3 separate regions of the Homo sapiens genome follow, and all the other regions are linked to region 3. Evidence: chromatin contacts called from ENCODE Hi-C or POLR2A ChIA-PET data. All regions are on one chromosome and are shown on one strand. The core of a region is the stretch at or near the end of the contact, and the rest is flanking DNA. Distances in the headings are between cores, read along the strand shown.

The links. Hi-C counts contacts between places; a loop is a spot of excess contacts on that map. ChIA-PET counts read pairs that join two places held with the same protein, here RNA polymerase II (POLR2A). Pooled maps may share reads with other maps.
Region 1: a loop to region 3 is called in a pooled map, with 5 times the contacts of the local background. The contact joins the promoter of PTPRB-AS1 here to the promoter of KCNMB4 in region 3. A Hi-C loop is called at or near these places in 1 of 37 single-sample maps with no recorded cell type and 2 of 50 pooled maps.
Region 2: a map of PC-9 shows a loop between it and region 3 (7-fold over the local background). The contact joins the enhancer-like site here to the promoter of KCNMB4 in region 3. A Hi-C loop is called at or near these places in 1 of 168 maps with a recorded cell type or tissue (PC-9), 1 of 37 single-sample maps with no recorded cell type and 2 of 50 pooled maps. POLR2A ChIA-PET finds 5 or more read pairs at or near these places in 2 of 52 experiments (A673 and OCI-LY7).

What each region holds. Positions count from the first base shown.
Region 1 is chr12:70,466,678-70,471,293 of GRCh38, forward strand. It overlaps PTPRB-AS1 (PTPRB antisense RNA 1), which reads left to right and starts at 1,402. Exons shown (of 9, transcript XR_001749196.2): 1 at 1,402-1,650. RefSeq lists an enhancer at 1,131-2,103.
Region 2 is chr12:70,446,957-70,452,091 of GRCh38, forward strand. No RefSeq gene overlaps it. Among named protein-coding and RNA genes, the nearest start is that of PTPRB-AS1, 19 kb to the right of the region's middle. Within about 2 kb of position 3,020, at least 3 of the 41 ENCODE cell types and tissues checked have a DNase peak (open chromatin) inside an H3K27ac peak, as active enhancers do; they include PC-9, where a contact is called at or near this core.
Region 3 is chr12:70,363,112-70,368,209 of GRCh38, forward strand. KCNMB4 (potassium calcium-activated channel subfamily M regulatory beta subunit 4) reads left to right here and starts at 3,179. Exons shown (of 3, transcript NM_014505.6): 1 at 3,179-3,959. The coding sequence starts at 3,624. RefSeq lists a silencer at 2,995-3,234.

The sequences.
Region 1 (4,616 bases), core at 152-2,651, 100 kb after region 3:
CTCACTGTAGTCTTGACCTCCTGGGCACAAATGATTCTGCCACCTCTGCCTCCTGAGTAGCTGGAGACAACGGGCACATGCCAGGACACCTGGCTAGTACTTTTTTTTATTTTTGTAAAGACGGTGGTCTCACTATGTTGCTTAGGCTGGGTCTTGAACTTCTGGCCTCAAGTGATCCTCCCACCTTGACCTCCCAAAATGCTGGGATTACAGGTGTCAGCCACTACACCCAGCTATAGTTTTCTTTTCGAAACATAGTTTTTCTCTCCAGTTCCTCATTTCTACCAAAGGCAAATCACAGTAGGACAAATCTAAGTTTTAGTCTTTTTATGCTTGGCCTGTGCTCCTTTGGGACACACACAGATAATTCAGGATAATCTCTCTATCTCAGGGCCAGCTGAGTACCAGCCTTAATTTTATCTGCAGTATTGGTTCTCCTTTGCAATGTAATCTAAATAGTCACAGGTTCCAAGGGTTAGGATGAGAACATCTTTGGCGGCCCATTATTCTGCCTGCCACATGAGGATACTAAAATATAATGAGGATAAAAATAGTACCTACTCACAGCATTGTACTGAGGAAAAGTACATTCTAGAGTTCTTACTTATCTTTGAGTAAGAATTTAAATATGAGCATTTATTATTATTAATAACAATCTATATTAGTTTGCTAGGGCTGCCTTAACAAACTACTGCAAAGTGAGTGGCTTAAAACAACAGGAGTATATTGTCTGTCAGTCCTGGAGGCCAGAAGCCTGAGATCAAGGTGTCATCAGCGTGGTTCCTTCTGAGGGCTTTGAGGGAAGAATCTATTCCATGCCTCTACCCTAGCTTCTGGCAGTTTATTGGCAATCTTTATGTTCCTTGGCTTGTAGATGCATCACTTGATCTCTGCCTTCATGTTCACATGGTGTTTTCCCTGTGTGCATGTCTGTGTCCAATTTTCCCCTTTTTATAAGGACACCAGACACATTGGATTGAGCTCATTCTACTTCAGGGTGACGTCATCTTAATTAGTTACATCTACAATAATCCTCTTCTCAAATAAGGTCACATTCTGAGGCGCTGGGGGCCAGGACTTTAACATATGAACTTTTGGGATATTTGGCTTAACCCATAACACAATCCAAAGGATAGGACTAGGACCATAGGATGGAAGGCATAGGAAGAGCATCATCATTTTCAGCTAATTTTTAAATTTTTTTTTAGAGATGTCTCTCTCTCTCTCTCCTGCCACCATGTGAAAAAGGTGCTTGCTTCCCAACTTTGCCTTCCACCTTGATTGTGAGGCAGCCAGGTGGGTGAGCGTCCCTGCAGAAACTCCAACCTGCCGGCCCACTGAGGTGGAGCCCCGGGAGGTTCACACCCTTTGCAGCAGGGAGGAGCCTGGCCCCTCCTCTTCCTGTTTGGAACCTGGGATTCAAATGGCCTGGCAGGAAGTGCTCTAGCAGAGGGACTCTGGCCTTGCAAGAGTCCCTATTTCCCCCTTTTTTTTTGCTTTTCACACAGTAAAACCCTGCTTTACTTCCCTTTGAGTCGTCTGTGAGCCTAAATTTTTGTGGCTGTGGGAAGGACAAGAACCCCATCTTTAGCTGAAATAAGGAAAAGTTCCGCAACATTTTTGGCACACACCCTGGGGGCTCCGGAAGTGGTGAGTGAAATGGTAACTCAAAACCTCTCACTGTTGCTTCTGAGCCTTTTCATCCTCAAACTTCTGAAGGTGGGGGAAACCATGTCCCCACCCCACCCCTCTTCACTCCTGGGCCTTTTCATGTCCTCCTTCCTTTTTTGGGACCGACTGGGGAACAGAAGCTCCCTTCTCCCTTATCTCCTTACCTCTCCCTTACCTCCAGGGGCTGAGACGCATGGACCAAGGGTCCGGCATAGCTGGTTGGCAGTCCCCACCCCACAGAACTGCTGGAGCGTTCTCCTTTCCCAGTCAAGGGGTTTTACTCCATCTGACAGTAATTGAGCTTTTCTCCTGGTGGAGGAACCACTTGCCTAAGAATAAGAGATTCTTCCCCAGGCACTTTAAAACTGTTCCTTTTCTTTCCCCTTCTCCACCCTGTCAACAGTTAACCTTTACAGTTTTTTCCCCCCATTTACTAGGCCAGGCCCCCAAACTATCACTGTTTAAATTTTCTGTAAACCTTTAATTATGAAAAAGGATTTGTGGGGCTAGTCTTAGGCTGTGGCCAATCTGGTGTGTTTTGCATGTCTATATGGTTTGTGCTACAAGCCTCCACCTTGCTTTAAATCCTGGGGGCATGGCCAGTAACAGCTTGGCAAGGCTTTGTTTAGCAACCCTGCCTTAGGGGATGAGCCCTCTCTGGTTCCTTATCTGCATGTTTTTTTTTTTCTTTCTTTCTTTTTTTTTTTTTTCTTTGTTGCCCAGGCTGGAGTGCAATGGCGTGTTCTTGGCTCACCACAACCTCCGCCTCCTGGGTTCAAGCGATTCTCCTGCCTCAGCCTCCCGAGTAGCTGGGATTACAGGCATGCACCACCAGGCCTGGCTAATTTTGTATTTTTGTAGAGACGGGGTTTCTCCATGTTGGTTAGGCTGGTTGCGAAGTCCCAACCTCAGCTGATCCGCCTGCCCCGGCCTCCCAAAGTGCTGGGATTACAGGCGGGAGCCACCGCGCCCAGCCAATCTGCATGTTTTCTTAACCCTGTCTCTTAAAGAACCCTACCTAGCGACTGGGCTTTCTCCTGTGTGTGTGTGTGTTGCGTGTAATGTCTAAAAAGAGCTCTGATTAATTTGGCCCAAAGACAAGCGCTTCCCTTTTTAAAGGGAAGTTAAAAGCTGTGGAGCCTTTCAGTTCATGTAACTTTAATTTTTGAGAAATAAAAACAGCCCTAAAGACTATTGGTAAAATGCAGGTCACATGCAAGGTTTGCTAAGAGTTTTGAGGTTATGAACTGCTTTTTGGGTTTTGAGAACTATTTGACTTGACGGTTTCACAATTGGTAAGGCCTGGGGACGTAGGGACCTAACCATACCCTTAATAAAGAAGGCAAACCTTGGCTACACTTAGCACACAATTAATACAACTAACCAATTTTTACGTTAAAATTAAAAATTGCTAGAAGTTAATTGAAACTACTAGAAATAGATTTACATGCAAGCTGTGTAAGAAAAGTAAAATGCATTTATTTGTAAAATGTTTTATATAAGAAGGCATGGAAATGTAAACTCTTGCCTAGGGTTAAATGATTGCTTTGAGTTAAATTAGGAAAAAGCTGAAGGTTCAAATAAGTAGTGGAAGAATTGTGGAAATTAATCTTGCAGAAGAGGTTCTCTGTGTGAACATATAGACTAAATTCAAAAACCGGTATTATATGGTTTTTCTGTAAATTGAGCATTGAAATAAAAGCATAACATGGTTTTCCTAAGGTGCTAATCTGCTCTTTGGCAAAATTTGTAAAGGATTATAAAAGGTTTTTTTGCTTCCTTAAAACTTCTGTGTCATTTTGGCAAAATAAATAGTTTCTGGTAATCTGGAACTCTATTTAAGTGCTTTAAACATATTTAACAGGTTTCCCTAAATCGAACTTCAGTTTCAAAATCGTCTTCCCTGGCACCTGGCTTTTTGAATACTTCAGAGGGCCCCTGAAGTGTCCAGAAAAGAGCGGTAAACAGGATTATTTGACATGTTTAGGTACATGGGATTGCCAAAATGATGTTCAATCTGCTTTAGGTTATATCTTGGTAAATAATGCTAACATATGTTCTAAAATTGTGTGGGATTTCTAAAATTCTAATGTCTGAGTATATCCTATCAATTATAATTAAGGTTGTTACGTTATCGTACATCACAGAGATAACCAAACTTCTTTGTCATTTGTGTTTCTGACTGTAACTACTCTGGACATTTTGCTATTCACAGACAGTTGTTGTCTTCTTTTAATCATTTTCAAAAGATAGTTTATAATAAGCTGTAGGACTTTGACAGGTGCTCTCAAATACAGTCTTCTGATAACTTTGGATATTATGACATTGGAATACAGGAAAATGTATAGGACTCATGAAGAGCTGAAATGCTCACAAATATCAAGCAAAACAAGAGTTAACTAAATGGACTGAACTCAGGAACCTGAAGCAACATTTTTGCTTTTGCTTGGAATATTGTTAACCCATGTTTTGTTTTGCAGAGTCAAGGAAACTTATTTTGAACTATTTAGAACCTTTAATAATTTTATAAGGTATGCTGCTATGAACACAATTTGAAGCATGTTTGTTTGTCTCTGCCTGTTTCCTCTAGAATTTGGAAACTATCTGTGGGTATTCTTATGGCAATATAGTTGTTTGCATCAGTGCAATAAAAATCCATTTTTCTTTTGCAACAGTGTACAATTACAGAAAGTAGTTATTTTACCAAGGCTTTGACTGGAAGGGTATGTTTCCCTTTAAGGGGTCAAGCTTGACTTGCAGAGCCAATAAAAGCCCCATGGAAAAACTGGACTCATATCCTTGTCTACACAGTCCCTGTACATTGTTCCTGACCTGTGGTCAGTAAAGAATGTTACTTTCTAACAGGTCCAGGAGCTCCAAGTTTATCTTGGGACCTTAAGAGGAAAGGATCACCCAACTCACAGGTGTTTGAGGATACAAACCCA
Region 2 (5,135 bases), core at 1,770-4,269, 84 kb after region 3:
TGTGTGTGTAATAACAAGACCATACTATGACATACGCTATATTACCATTGTGTAAAGTTGATGCAGTAATGACTGGTATTGAGCAGCTATCAAAATATCATCCACATAGTGGAAGATTTTTGCCTGGGGGAAGGATGGACGCACAGAAAGTAAGGCTTCAAGTACGTAAAGCTGACATGTAGTGGGCTATTTATCATCTCTTGGGGTAGAACTCTCCATTGATAACGTTGAACTGGTTGCTGATTGTTATAAGTGGGAATGGTAAAAGTAAATTTTTCTCGATCCTCGGGATGCAAGGGTATGGTAAAAAAACAATTTCTTAGATTAATGATAATAAGAAGCCAGTCTTTGGGGATCATACCCGGAGAAGGCAATCTTGGTTGCAAAGGTCCCATAGGAAGCATCACAGCATTAATAGCACAGAGGTCATGCAATAACCCCCATTTTCCTGACCTCTTTGGAATAGTAAAAATAGGAGTGTTCCAGGGACTAGCAGGAGGCTCAATGTGGCCAGCATGTTGTTCTTGTACTAGACGTTGAATATGTTCCAATTTTTCCTTCTTAATGGGCCACTGCTCCACCCATACTGGGCTAGTAGTTTTCCTCTTAATTTTGATAATTTTCAAAGGAGCAGTGGCCCCTACCAAAAAGGTGGCAGGACAGAGAGGTTTAAGCCCCACTGTTCTAGGGCATCTTGTCCCCACAGAGAAAATGGAATTTCTAAGATAAAGGGCTGAACCTGGGCAACCTTGCCTTCCAGGCCCAAAAGTGGAAGGTTATGCCTACTTTTTAATGGCTGCTGATACTCTCCAACACCCATGATAGAACATAAGGCAGAAGAGGAGGCCCAATCTGAAGGCCAGTGTTTTTTAGCTATAATAGTTTGATCAGCTCTTGTGTCAATAATTCCCATAAACATAACTCCATTAATTTTTACTTCCAAGTATGGTTTATGAGATGACACTGGACTACTCCAAAAAACTTTCATGCCTGAGTGGCCGAATCCTGAGGCCCCACCATTTTCTGTTGAGTATTACCTTGAAGGTAAGGAATAAGAATAGTCTGAGCAAGGCGAGTTCCTTTAGAGATGGTGTGGACCCCTGACACCTGTGCCATAAGTTTTATTTCTCCTAAATAGTCTGAATCTATCACTCCAGGGAGAATTTGAATCCCTTTAAGTGTATTAGAAGACCTTCCAATAATCAATCCAAACATTCCTCTGGGTAACCGGTCACAGATTCCAGTTGAAATCAACTGGACCGCATCTTGCTCTTTAAGCACCATGACTGTTATGACTGCGAGGTCCAGCCCTTCGCTGCTGGAGGTGGCAGAAGAGAGGTCATGGATGCTATTTCTGGTCCTGACTCCGAGGAAAAAGCTATTCCCCAAGTCTGGGGATTGGTGTTCCTCCATGGATTTTTCTGGGCGCTGGAGATCTCACCCCTCTTCCTGTTTCTTGATAACGGGTTTCCATCCTTATCAAATTTTGATTTGCACTGGTTAGCCCAGTGCTTACCTTTACTGCATTGCAGGCATTCTTTAGAGGGTATTTTAGAGGCCTTTGATTTCTTTGGGACTCCCTTCTATCAGCATTCTTTGGCCATATGCCCGGTTTGGCCACAGTTATAACATGTGGCCCCAGTCATCATTGCAGCAAAAGTCTGGGCCAGATGAGTTGTAGTGCCTACATTCTGGCATGCTTTAATAAACACACTGATTTCAGTGGCAGTGGCTCGGACTGGGGTTATTGCTGCCTGACAATCCTTATTTGCATTTTCAAAAGCCAATTACAACTTAAGAAGTCTGGTGGCTTCAGGATGGGGTACCTGTCTTTTGATTGCAGCCTGCAATTGGTTGATAAATTCAATGTATGTTTCTGTTGCATCCTGTCTAACCATCACAAAGGAACCCTGGGATTGTCCCACGGGTATCCTCTTCCATACTTGTATGGCTAGCTGCGAGCATTGAGGAAATCAACTGCTGTCCACCTGAGCCTGAGCCTGAGCTGAAGAAAAGGCCCTGTTACCAATAGCATATAAAGCTGTATCAGGATATCATTATCCAAAATTTGTAATCATTGCTGCATGGCTAAATGACTGTACTCGCTCCCCCACACAGTATATTCGGCAGCTGAAACCAAAACTTTTACCAGAGTGTCTTCTTTATGCCCTACTGAAGGGAGTGAAGTGGGGCGAGGAGCCCCTCTTTGTTGTTCTGGTTCCTGTGTACCCTTTCCCTTTAAATCTTCTGAATTCCCTTCAGGTGAAGAAAATGGGTGATGTGACTCATCACAGTCTGGCATATCAAAAGGGTATAACGCAGAGTGTAACCAACTCCAGGTGGTCAAAACGGTAACATTAGCAAAATGGCCCTGCTCCAATCCTCTTTTCAGGCAGCAACGCACCTGCTCCCATAACTTTAAATCTAATGTTCCTTGATCATGTAACCAAGGGCATTCCTGCCAAATTAAAAGCATAAGCTTATGCAAAGCTTCGGACTCTACAGTGCACTGGATAGCCTTAAGTAATTGTTGCACCATTTTATAAAAAACTTTCTGCTCTTTGGTCAACTCCTGACTCATGGTAACCCGACCCTTGGTATTATACACTTTGGTCACATCCTCCTGAAAACGGGTTGGGACTGTTCCTTACTGGTATTCCCCAAAGATTGGTGAGTCATCCTACTCCACGTGTAACTTCAAAGCAGTCGCATCAGGGTCACCACTTGCAGGTTGCTCTGCAGTGAACGCCGAGAAATAAGTATTCATACAATTACAATGAACGGGGTGGGGAGCAGCTCCTTCAAGGGATTGCTGCTTTAAGATCTGTCTGTCAAGTATTTGTTGAGAAGGCTTGTTAAACTACAATTTAGACAAACAAGAAACATCCACCAGGTGGCTATTTGGGGGTCAGGTCATGAGGTACATATGGCCTTATTTATTACATCTGAAAGCACTCAAACCACATTCTTAGGATGCTGTCTTCAGCACTCCTTATCACACATCCTGTTCCTTGTCCTGTTTTCAGAGTCAAGGAGTTACAGTATCATGCACAAACAACATACACACAGTGCCTTAGTATTTTTCCATGCCTCAACCTCAAATGCCTTGTATATAAGCTTGAATGTATTGTCGTACACCCCCACACACTGAGCAGCAAAGCATTGAAGATGTCGCCTGGCTGCTTCTAACAGCATATGGTCATATGTGTGAGCAAAGAGATGTCTGAAACTGGAAGTTATATTTAAAGGGGAAGCAGGGCATAAAAGTTTAGAATATTTGCAGTCTGACCATGCACTAGAAAAGAAAACCCCATTTTCTGGGAGGAATTCAAGCCATCTACAGAAATTTGCATAAGTAACATTGCAGAATGTTAATAGCCAAGACAATGGGGAAAATGCCTTGAAAGCATTTCAGAGAACTTTGTAGCAGCCCCTCCCATCACAAGCCCAGAGGTCTTGGAGAGAAGAATGGTTTCATGGTCCAGGCCCAGGGCCCTGCTGCCCTGCACAACCATGGGACATTGCTCCCTGTGTCCCAGCCACTCAAGTGCCAGTTGTAGCTAAAAGGGCCCCAGATACATGTTAACCCACTGCTCTAGAGGGTGTCAGCCATAAGACTTAGTGGCTTTCATGTGGTGTTAAGCCTGCAGATGCACAGAGCACAAGAGTTGTGGCTTGGAAGCCTCAGCCTAGATATCAGAGGATGTATGGAAATGCCTGGATGTCCAGGCAGAAGTCTGCTGCAGGGGCAGAGGCCTCATGGAGAACTTCTACTGGGACAGTGCAGAGGGGAAATGTGGGGTTGGAGCCCCCACACAGAGTCCCCATGGGGGCACTACCTAGTGGAGCTGAGAAGAGGGCCAGCATCCTCTATATCCCAGACAGATAGATCCACTAGCAGCTTGCACCATGTACCTGAAAAAGCCACAAGCACTCAGCGCCAGCCCTGGGACCTGAGCGCAGCAGAGCCACAGGGGCAGAACAGCCCAAGGCTTTGGGAGCCCACCCCTTGCATCAGTGTGGCCTGGATACAGGACATGGAGTCAAAGAAGATTATATCAGAGCTTTAAGATTTAATGACTACCCTAGTAGTCATTATCTAAAGCTGGGCTTCAGAATTGTATGAGGCCTGTAGCCCCTTTGTTTTGACTAATTTATCTCTTTTGGAATGGGTTCATTTACCCAATGCCTGTACCCTCATTGTATCTTGGAAGTAACTAACTTGTTTTTTATTTTACTGGCTCATAAGCAGTAGGGACTTGCTTTGTCTCACAAGAAACTTTGGACTATAGATTTTTCACTTAATGCTAAAATGAGTTGAGACTGGGGGGATGTTGAGAAGGGCTAATTGTATTTCACAATATGAGAAAGACATGATATTTGGGAGGGGACAGAGGCAGAATGGTATGGTTTTGATGTGTCCCTGCCCAAGCCTCATGTCAAATTGTAATCCCTAATGTTGGAGGAGGGGCCTGATAAGAGGTGATTGGATCATGGGGGCAGATTTCCTCCTTGCTGTTCTCATGATAGCAAGTGAGTTCTCATGAGATTTGGTTGTTTAAAAGTGTGTAGCACCTCTCCCTGTATTCTCTTCTTCCTGCTCCAGCCATGCTTCCCCTTCACCTTCCACCATGATTGTAAGTTTCCTGAAGCCTCCCCAGCCATGCTTCCAGTACAGTCTATGAACTGTGAGCCAATTAAACCTCTTTTGTTTATAAACTACCCAGTCTCAGGTAGTTCTTTATAGAAATGTGAGAATGGACTAATACAATGAGTCATACTTTAAGACCAAACAGGAAATTATCAGGCTGAATATGTCATCACAGATCTCAACTAACACCTGGAATAATAATTTGTTATTATCATTATTATTTCTTTCTTAGACAAGATCTCACTTTGTCACTCAGACTGGAGTACAGTGGTGTGATCATGGCTCACTGTAGCCTTGATCACCCGGGCTCAAGCAATTCTCCCACCTCAGCTTCCTGGGTAGCTGGGACCACAGGTGTGTGCCAGCACACCCTGCTAATTTTTAAATTATTTGTAGGGACAAGGTCTCACTATGTTGCCCAGGATGGTATTGAACTCCTGGGCTGAAGTGCCTCAGCTTCCTAAAGTGCTGGGATTACAGGAAA
Region 3 (5,098 bases), core at 1,929-4,428:
TATGACATTAACAAAATCTATAATTATAGCTGCTGAATCAAGAAGAAAATATAAAATGGTTTTATATGGTTTTCTTTGTTGGATCACTCATACTTTCATCATGTGTAATATCTAGTAAAAAAGGTCTAAACTCTAGAACGTAAATTTTAATAGAAAAAGTGATTATACATTATTTTCCTATGTATTTTCGCTTTTCAAGTGTTTAGTGGCAGTTATCAAAAAACTTCATAATGTGCCAATTTTTGAAAAAATTTTCCCACCTGCTGTAAATTCCCTTCTATTCCTAGGATACAAAAGCCTGCCTTAAAATTATTTTTAGAATCTTTTATTAAAAAGTATATATACATATGATATTGTATACTGCAACTTTAGCATCAGCCACAGGACTTTTTGAATATTGATCATGAGAACAAATTATAAGTAACATGGCTTTGATGCCCTTGTTTAGACAGGCTTTATTTTTCTTTTAAATTGAACTTTATCAAGACCTGGCCATGATCCTACTGGAAAAACTACTGCAGACGATGTACATCAAATAAGTCAGTCTGGTTCTTAATATTACATTTTTAATCTTAATTGGTGGAACACTATTCAAAGAAAGGACTAGCTGCTTTTTCTGTGCTACTTCCACCTTTCACAGGGAACAGAGATTTTAAGTGACCTCAGATCTTAGCATTTCTGAGCTTTCCTGGAGTTCTTACTACCATTCTGACTTAGTAAGTGGTGACCTGTATTCTGAAACTGAGGGGCTGACATATCCAATCTTCCTTGGGAATGTGATAAAGCAGCTCCGCTTCAAGTAAGTAAAACTAATAAACACTTCCAGTGTTTCATTAAGAATAAAATAGAAATTGATTTAATTTGTGAAGTCTTAATACGTTTGACTTTCAATAAAGATGTGAAGATAAAAGTGTTCAGAGAAAAGCTAAATTAAAAACAGGAAACAGGAGAAAAAAATGTCTAGAGAACAGAAGACACAAGTTTCTTTAAATACTTTAAGAATAATTGCCAAGAAAGAAATTGACTAAATGCAGAACTGAAAGAAAATGAATTTTAAAACTTCAAGAATTTCAGTTAAAATAAGATAGAATTTTCTGATTTTGTTCCCTAGACTTAGACCACCGTACTTCAGTTTTGAGGCAGAGGTTTCATTCACAGAAGACTTTGAGCTCTGGAATCATTGAAAAACGAACCATATTCATTAAATTATTGGTAGTCCCCCAACTGCTGTGCATTAATAGGAATTAATTCTGCCTCATTTCAGTTCCTCAACATACTGAGCTAGAATAATTGTATCTTGTTATTTGTTCATCATTGCTTCAGATCTTAGACATAGCTTTTCCTTTCTTGGAAAAGAAGATTATAACAATAGAAAAAAAAGATTATTTCCTATGTTTTTTATTTTTCCTGCAATAGGAAAAAGATTCAGATTGAAGATTTGTGATTTTCGGTTATGCTATTTCAATTATTAAACTCACTTTTAAGCAATGTAATCACAATTGTCTTTATGCTAACAGGAAAAGAATACAATTCTTACATTTAAATTAAAAAAAGAAAATCTCAAAACCTGAAAGGTATTAGAGAACAAAGCATCTTCCTAATTTGGACGTTTTTCAAACTCTACATCTTCTTAATTTATTGAGAAAAAGACACTTAGGATCTTCCTGTAATTAATTTGCCCATTGCTGGGAAATACTTGTTACCTGTCATAATGTAGTGCTTCAAAATAACGTTATCAGAACTGCAGTCGAAAGGTACTCAATACCAGTTAAGTAACATTTGAAGTCCAGGAAAGAGAAGTCAAGAATTCCATGATTCCATGTTTCCGTATTCATCAGGAACATAATTAAGAGTTTATTCATTTGAGACTTACAAGCAAACAAAAAAAGTTTATGTAGTTTGCAAGGAAGTTAATATTCTGATTTTATTCTTCGAAATGTACATATAAATAGTTCTCAAGTTTGATTTTATGATAAAAGTGTAGTTTGGGAAAAGGTCATTCTAACTTTAAAAAGGTCGCGAAAACAATAGAGGCTGAAGCATTGTTAGCGTAATTGGGGGAGGAGGGAGCAACGGCAAGAATTAAGAGCAGAACACAGGTCTAGAAACAGTACCTGTCCCAAAGTGGGTCTGCCCGGCGCTGTCGCTTTAAGCAGCGCTCCTGGAAACCTCATCTACAAATCCTGGGGCGGGTCAGGGGTGGCAAGACTCCTAAGGAGGGAAACGACAGAAATGATTCTGTTCTTGCGAGCCCCAAAGCAAGAGTACTTTTCTGATGGGTAAAGTGGTATTTCTTTCCAGGCTGCAAAGCTCTCCACCTTTTTCCTTTGGTCTCAGTCAGCCCCAGCCATGGGGGCAAATCAAGTTGGGGTCAACTCGGCTGCCAGAGACCTAAGTTGCCACAAGGGTCACCGACGACCTAAGCAGCAAGTTTCCTTCGTCCAGCCTCCTGCCCCCACGCACATTGCCTCCACAGCAAACTCCACCTGACTCAGCTTGTTTAACTCCAATCCTGCAGCCCTCCCGGCCTCAGCAGGGTCAGGGGGCGCGGGTCTGCGCCAAGACGGTTAGGAGGCCCAAGTCCTGGGACTGGACGGTTACTGCGCTCCCTTGGGCGCAGCCGCTGGCGGCGTGGGCGCGGCTGGGTCACGCCTCCGGCACCACCGCGCGCCAGCCCGCCCGTGGCATGGGAACCTGCGATTCAGTCGTCCCCGGGGACCTCCCAGCGCACACCGCTAGCCTGGGGCTTTCACCTCGATCCGCCCGGCCTGGGCGGCTCGTGTCCTCCCACACCGCCACCCGTGCCCGCTTCCCGGGGTGCGCCCGGAGCCTGGCCGCTCTCCCTGCAGGTGACCAGTACTCGTTTGGAGTTCAAGATTCCCGCCGCTCCACTTGAACTCCACCCTCCCCTCTTATTATTATTATTATTTTAACTTCCCTCCGGTTAAGCTAAATTGATCTTAATCTTTCATCTCGGACGTCCCTCTAAGGGGAGTGAGCGAAGATTCCGATTGCAAGTCGCCGCTGTCGCTTGTGCCCGTCAGCCCCTCGCCCAAAGGAGACGCCCCCGGGCGGGGCGGGGCGGAGCGGGGCGGGGCGGAAGGGCCCGGGTCTGCTGCGGACGGGGCGGGGCGGAGCCTCCTCCTGCACGGGGGAGCCCCCGGGCTCGCCCCAGCTCAGACACTCCTAGCCTTGGGGCAGCTGCCGGGCGAGTCAGCGGAGTAGCGGCCAGCGGGCGATGGAGACAGAGAGACACCCGACGAGAGGAGGCGGGGTGGGGGAGGCGGGGAGAGTGCGGGGGCGGAGGCTGGCAGGGGGCGCTGGAAGCTGGAGCGGTCCGTGCGCTCCCCGCGCCCGAGGGTGCAGGAGGCTCTGAAGCGGCTGCTGCACCGCGGGGCCCAGGCGGCGGCTGGGGGGCTGGGGGGCGCTGCCGCCGCCGCCGCCGGGGGCGTCGCTGGCCTCGGCCCCTTTGTTCTCGCGCGCTCCCCCTCGCCGCCCACTCCCCTGCTGTCGCGCGGCGGCGGCGGTGGCGGCGGCGGCTCCTCCCGCCCGAGGCAGTCGGGCTCGGCGCCGGGGGCGGGAGGGGGCGGGGGGAGCACGCCAGCCGCCGAGAGTGGGGGGCGATGGCGAAGCTCCGGGTGGCTTACGAGTACACGGAAGCCGAGGACAAGAGCATCCGGCTCGGCTTGTTTCTCATCATCTCCGGCGTCGTGTCGCTCTTCATCTTCGGCTTCTGCTGGCTGAGTCCCGCGCTGCAGGATCTGCAAGCCACGGAGGCCAATTGCACGGTGCTGTCGGTGCAGCAGATCGGCGAGGTGTTCGAGTGCACCTTCACCTGTGGCGCCGACTGCAGGGGCACCTCGCAGTACCCCTGCGTCCAGGTCTACGTGAACAACTCTGAGTCCAACTCTAGGGCGCTGCTGCACAGCGACGAGCACCAGCTCCTGACCAACCCCAAGGTAAGAACGCCCCGCGCACCCAGGGGCTCCCCGCGAGGGAGGTTTGGAGGCAGCGTCGGTGTTAGACTCCGCGCGGGGAGGGTTCGGCGTGTGCTCGCATTGCTAGGAGGAGACCAGGTGGCGCAGGCTGTGCTCAAACCAGGAATGACTACATCAGGGAGCCCCAGGGCTCCGGTCTTTTCAGGTGGGTTTACGCGCGGCGACCAGTGGTGCCCAGAGGCTTACTTTAAAACCTGTCTTGCCTGGTCTCAGATTTTGAGGCCTCGACCCAGTCCGGGTCCTGCGCCTACCGGACTGGGTTTGGAGAAGTGCAAGGAGCCAAGAAAGTTAACTTTTCCTCCATTTAAAGCCAGTGGTTAGCGGGGATCCACCTACTCCAGCTCACGGTCAAGGTCCGAGCTTCAGCTGGTCTCATCTAGAACTCAGATGGAATGACCTTCCTTGAAAGGTCGAGGGGACTCTCGAAAGTTGTGAGAGAGTTCCTCACCTTTTCGCTCTACATAGGCATTTTCAACTTGGGGTTCAAAGATAAGCTTTTGTGGCTTGACAAACGACCCGGAATCAAATGTGGAATATTGCGGGTCCATTTTGGGAAGTACAGAGGGCTCCTAGTTTTCATGAAATAGATTCTCAAAAGAGTCTACAGGGAGCCTAGTTACCCTTTGTGTTTAGGGACAGTCAGGAGTCGTCTGGAGAACAGTAAAACTTGCTGAAAATAGAAAACCTTCAGTGAAATGTACCTAATATGACTTCTCTGACAACTTCTATTGGTCTCGAAAGCAAGCAAGAAGAAAAAGAAAAAGAAAAAAAAAAAAGATAAAACCTGGTTAGGACTCCCGGGATGGAGAGCAGAGAGAGGAAGTCTCAGAAAACTGTTCCCAATGGAGAAAAATAACTTATAAAAAGCAGTGTCCTTAGCCTGTGAACTAATTGAGCTTTGTAGTGCACCTGGTTCTGGTTCCGTTTCTACTTCCCTTGATCTTTTCTGCTCTCCTTGTTGCTTAACTATCAAAGGTATGTATCTTTTTAAAAGTTACTGACATTTTTCCTTTTTTTGAGGGATCAAGCAGAAAAACAGTCCAAAAGGGAATGCATCTTGTGTTCACAGGAAAACTTTCTGTTAACTCTAACAAGATATA